Linked DNA regions of Homo sapiens: region 1 is linked to region 2. The links are chromatin loops, found by intact Hi-C in ENCODE. Cell type or tissue: heart right ventricle. All regions are shown on one strand. Each heading gives the region's core, and the rest is flanking DNA. Links, peaks and the distances in the headings are about the cores only.

Region 1 (2,917 bases), core at 277-2,776, 120 kb after region 2:
CTGTGATTTATACTAGTGAAAATTGTTAACAGCCTAAATGCTCAACAATGGAGATTGGTTAAATATATAAATATATATTTATAAACATATAAATAATAAATACTATGATATAATACATATATATTTGTAGATATACGTATATGTATGCTATACATATATGTATAGCTGGACTATATGGATTACATGTATATAGGATTTTTAAATTATTAAAATAATTATATAAATGTATATTAAGGCTGGGTGCAGTGGCTCACACCTGTAATCCCAGCACTTTGGGAGGCCGAGGCAGGAGGATCACTTGGGGCCAGGAGTTCGAGACCAGCCTGGCCAACATGGCAAAACCTGTCTCTACTAAAAATACAAAAATTAGCCAGGTGTGGTGGTGCATGTCTGTAATCCCAGCTACTTGGGAGGCTGAGGCATGAGAATTGCTTGAATCTGGGAGGTGAAGGTGGCAGTGAGCCAAGATTGCGCTGCTGCACTGCAGCCTGGGTGGGACTATCTTAAAAAAAAAAAAAAGTATAGTAAGAACCTGGAAGGAACTTTACATTATACATTTTTAAGTGAAAAATAGCATGTGTGTATTTTGGAAAAGCAGAAAAGGTTTTAATATTAACCGTTCGTCTGATACAGATATTGAAATATTTTCCCCAGTTTTTAACAAGCACTGTAGTTTGGTGCATGGAATCAGAAGTCAGACTGCTTGGCTTTGGATCATGGCTCTGTCCCTTTCTGGTTCCACCTCTTAAAAGCTGTGTGACCATGAGTAAGTTACTGAACATATGAACAGGACAAGAACTCTGGACGTGTGGGGATGGAAGGTGGAACTGAGATTCGAGTCCCATTTGAGCGCAGAGCCTGTATTCTTAACTTCTGGGCTACATGGAGCCAAAATAAACAGTGGCAGAGAGAGAGAGAGAGAGAGAGAGATGCAGATAAATAAAGATAGTGAAGGGTATTGGATCGATTATGTTTTAAGTACTTTCAAGGCAAGATTTTACTTTGTCTTTGAATTCCCATCATTTAGTTCCACACCTGGTGCATAATAGACACTCATAAATGAATCATTGGGTAGGGTCATAGGCGTGATGCAGAGCAGAAATGCTTAGGTTCTAACAGTGGGGCCATGGGTTGGCCATTCAGATTTGTAACTAAAAGAAAGAAAGAAAGAAAGGGCCGGGTGCAGTGGCTCACGCCTATAACCCCAGCACTTTGGGAGGCTGAGGCAGGCAGATCACCTGAGGTCAGGGGTTTGAGACCCTCCTGGCCATCATGGTGAAACCCCATCTCTACTAAAAATACAAAAATTACCCGGGCATGGTAGCACACGCCTGTAATCCCAGCTTCTCAGGAGGCTGAGGCAGGAGAATTGCTTGAACCTGGGAGGTGGAGGTTGCAGTGAGCTGAAATTGTGCCACTCTACTCCAGCCTGGGGGACAGAGTGAGACTCCATCTTAAAAAAAACAAAGAAAGGAAAGACAAAAAAGAAAAGAATAGGGAATCTTCTAAAATGAAAAAGGGGCACTAAGAGAGAGTGTGGAATATGGTAGATGAAGGGATCAACTCCTTTCGGACCCACAACCTCTTCTTTTTAAGGCTGCTTGAACTATTTATTAGTCTGTAATTAGAGTCCCAAGCGTTTCCTTCTGTTTCCTAAAGGGTTGGAAAAATGCCCCGAGGGCTTGTCACCATAGGCCTTCCCCACTTCTAATCAGCCAGATGGCAGCTGCAGGAAGTGGCAGCTAAAGCAACAATCACAATGTGGTGTTGACAGTGTAGATCTTCCACTGAATGGGGAGTATGAGGAAGCGTAGACAGTGGAGTTTTTCAGCCTGGATTTTAGAATTGGTTTTTGTCAGTTGGGCTTTATATATTAGTTGGGAATAACTAAATAATTTAAACAACAGCTATTTGATTATACTAATCTATTAGGCCAGAATCGAAAAGTGCCTTTTAAAAAGTCCTCCTGGATTAAAAATTTCTCTTAGAAACATTCATAATTCATTGCTGCTCTTACTAATGTCAAAATCTTACTGACTCAGTAAATGGCAAAAGGTGCATGTGGTGTTTGTGCTTATGTATTTATTTCATTATTTATTTGGATATGGGATACTGCATAGAAAGAAAACACACTCTGACTCGTTAGGTATATAAATCTCATAATCCTTAAGGGAAAAGAGACCAGGGAAGTGTATCTACCACTGGAGATTTTCTTTGACATTACAGACTTAAATGCTGTCACTGGCCTCCCTTTGCAAGGGCACATTCTGTTCAGATGTGTTAATAGAAAGAAAGCAGAGTCTAATGAAAATGCCAGAATGTCCTTTGGGAAGCTGACAAATAGAGTGTGCTGCTGATGTGGACTCAAGCTGCAGACCATCCATAGGCCTATTATTAGAATAGGGACAATGTCCAACCGTTCCTAATTGCTGAATGACATACACCTGCCACTTAATTTCCTCAGTGTCACCTGTGAATTATACCTAAGATCAAACAGCAAGAACATGTATTCATTCAGATATCTGTGTGTCCATCCATCCATCCATCCAGCCATCCATCCATCCATCCATCCATCCTGCCAAAAGATTGAATGTGTTCATTTAAAACTGAATATAGCAGGCTTCATCTGATGGTGCAAATATTTCTTCTTGGATACTGTGATGTGACAAGGTTTTATAGTTAAATAGATTATATTTTTCCATCAAAACAATATTATAATTGAGAGCTTGCTTCTGTTCAAAATATCAGAAATAATTACTAATAAGCTTCCAAATAGTTAGCCAAAGCAACAATATAAATAAAACCCTACAAACTTCTATAATCTATAATATAGCTTAAAAAAAAAGCAAATTCCAAGACATAGAATCTGGGAGATGGCAGAGACTTTGATAATCTTTTCTTTATTTAATAAGAAGTG
Region 2 (2,917 bases), core at 101-2,600:
CTCTGGCTGTGAACTTTTTTCAGAGCTTGAGGTTAATGCCCAAACCCTGTCTTGCTGTCACCTCAAACTCAGTATATATAAAATTACATTATTTTCCTTCCTCCAGTCTTTCACTTTTGTTAATGCTGCCATCACTGACAGTCCTCAGGCACAAAACCTTGGTGTTATCTTGCAGTGTTCACTACCCCCGATCCCTAGGGTGCTGTATATTCCCATTTATGTGTTTGAGGAAGTTTTCTGGTTACTGTTTCACCTCTGCTTTTTGCCTATTGACATTTTAGCCAGCCCTCAGGGCCCTGCCTCAGTCTTTCTCTTCTGAGCACGAAGCTGAATTTCCATCCAAGCACCCCTTTTGTACTTATGTTTATAGTTTGTTTTGTTTTGTTTTTGAGACAAGGTCTTTCTCTGCTACCCAGGCTGGAATGCAGTGGCGTGATCACTGCTCACTGCTGTCTTGACCTTGACCTTGTGGGCTCAAGCCATCCTCCCACCCCAGCCTCCTGGGTAGCTGGGACTACTGTTATAGGTCACCACACCTGGCTAATTTTTAAAATTTTTTATAGAGACGGGGGTCTCGCCATATTTTCCAGGCTGGTCTCGAACTCGTGGCCTCAAGCGGTCCTCCTGCCTCGGCCTCCCAAAGTGCTGGGATTACAGGCATGAGCCACCGTGCCTGGTGTAATTACTCTTTTTTTAAATTAAAAAAAAAAACCCACACAGTCTCCTGATCTGTTAGTTCCTTTCCCATGTCCTAATATTTTAAACATAGTATTGAGTTGCCTTTCTTTTCTTTTTCTTTTTTTTTTTTTTGAGACAGGTTCTCACTCTGTCACCCAGCTTAAAGTGCAGTGGCACAATCTTGGCTCACTACAACCTCCACCTCCTGGGAGCGATTCTCCTGCCTCAGCCTCCTGAGTAGCTGAGACTGCAGGTGCCTGCCATCACACCTGGCTAAATTTTATATGTTTAGTAGAGACGGGGTTTCACCATGTTGGCCAGGCTGGTCTTGAACTCCTGGCCTCAAGTGACCTGCCCGCCTTGGCCTCCCAAAGTGCTGGGATTACAGGCGTGAGCCACCACACTCAGCCTATTTCCTTCTTTATGATCCCATTTTTAACTTCACCACCATGTGTGTCCTATCTTTAGCTCTGTCATAGAGACCTAATGCTTGCTACTTGGTTGTGCAACAGAAGACAGCTGACAGCAACAATGCCATCAGCATGGTTTTCTTACCTTCTATCTTTGATGTTGATTCAGGCTGGATTCTCTTGAGCCGGTGGAGGCTCCTGCAGTTTTAGAAGGTGAGTAGTCATAAGGTGTCACCTGCTGCATCACACTGGAAATGTGTGGAGGCAGTGGAGTCTGAGCTGATGATGAGTATTTACTTAGTAGTTCTCTGTACCTACCTAGCAGTGATTCAGGTTGTAAAGAAAAATTTAATTGGTTAAATTATTTTAACCAATGTTTGAGTGCCTATTTTACTGTGATGAACATAGATGTACAAGATGTTTTGCTCATTAGGAGTCTCCAAAATCTAGCAGGTATGTGAGTTATGTAACATTCTTTTTAGTAAATAAAATATGGTAAATGCTGAGTTAGAAGTAGGTGTGAGCTGCTGTTGAAGGCAGCATATGACTCATTGAAGGACTTATCAGGGGAGGCTTATTTCGTAAGGGATGTAATGGGGCACGTCTTGATGGATAAATGGAAATTCACAAGTGGAGAGGGGCTTTAAGATCTGTGTATAGGTAATTCATGAAAACACAGTGGAATCAATCTAGGCCCAAATGTAGCTCCAGTAAAGGGTGAAACCAGCAGGGGTAGAGCTTTAGTTCCTTGATATCATGGCTTAAGGTAGCCAAGAAGTTCTGATTCAACAGTGCCCTCAAGTAGCATGCTGTACAGATAGCCTCACATTGCGATTAAAAGTGGACTCTGCAATTAGGCTGCCCACGTTCAGATTTCATATCTGCACCTTACTAGCTTTGGGACTCTGGACAAGTTACTTAACCTCTCTGGGCCTTGATATAGTATCTACTTCATATAAATGAAGATTAAATGAAATAAAATACATAAAGTGCTTATGAACAGGATCTGACACTCAGAGTGTTCAATAAAGGTTTGCTATTTTTATTTTTGACTGTTTACATCAGCCTAGAGCAGGGGTTGGCAAACTACGTCATGTGGACCAGGACCAAATCTGGCCTGCAGTTAGATTTACAAATAAAGTTTTTTTGGAATCAAGCCATGCGCATTCATTCGGTATTGACTATGGCTGCTTGGTGTGTGCTATAAGAGCTGGGTTTAGTAGTTGTGACAGTGACCAAATAGCCTGTAAAATCTAAAGTATTTACCATATGGCCCTTTATAGAAGAAATGTACCTTTTTTGAAGAAACTTACCATTTACTATATGGTCCTTTGTAGGCGAAATTTAGAGGATAAAATCAAACTCTTTAGCTCTCAAGATCTTCAGTGATTGCTTCCAAACCAGCCTTTTTTCTATCCATAACTAACAGATGGCCACAGCAGCTCTTTGGTTTTCACTGGCCCTTCTATTCCTTTTATAGCTGCTGTCTGTTGCTGGATTGTGCTTCCTTTAGTGTTCCAACTACTCTTCTGTCTTTTGCGTGAATATGGGCAGAGGCAGGGCCAGGACTAGGGTAGAATGTGTGAGGCACTCACTCTAGGTACACAATTTAAGGGGGCCCCAAAAAACTTGATAATCAAGATAATTTGTTAATGTTTTTAAAAATAAAAATTAATGCAAAAAACCCATTATGAACAAAATATCGATATTTTACTTTTTTTGAAGCTTAATATTAATTTTATTAAACTTTTTTCCAGGTTTATTATGATTGGCAAATAAAAATTTGTAGGCTGGGCACGGTGGCTCATGCCTGTAAACCTAGCACTTTG

The links. Peaks named below come from ENCODE experiments on the same cell type or tissue, not always from the same donor. Only the 100,000 strongest peaks of a DNase experiment are listed, where the experiment ranks them.
Region 1: a loop joins it to region 2, with 4 times the contacts of the local background. A loop is called at or near these places in 9 of 110 quality-filtered maps.

Annotation. Positions count from the first base shown.
Region 1 is chr6:136,961,139-136,964,055 of GRCh38, forward strand. No RefSeq gene overlaps it. Among named protein-coding and RNA genes, the nearest start is that of NHEG1, 31 kb to the right of the region's middle. In heart right ventricle, for the core only: no CTCF peak of the experiment used is centred there; a DNase peak (open chromatin) is centred at 1,703; H3K27ac peaks cover 1,625 bases.
Region 2 is chr6:136,841,207-136,844,123 of GRCh38, forward strand. The region is part of intron 3 of PEX7 (peroxisomal biogenesis factor 7); the gene reads left to right. Among named protein-coding and RNA genes, the nearest start is that of PEX7, 20 kb to the left of the region's middle. In heart right ventricle, for the core only: no CTCF peak of the experiment used is centred there; no DNase peak of the experiment used is centred there; H3K27ac peaks cover 798 bases.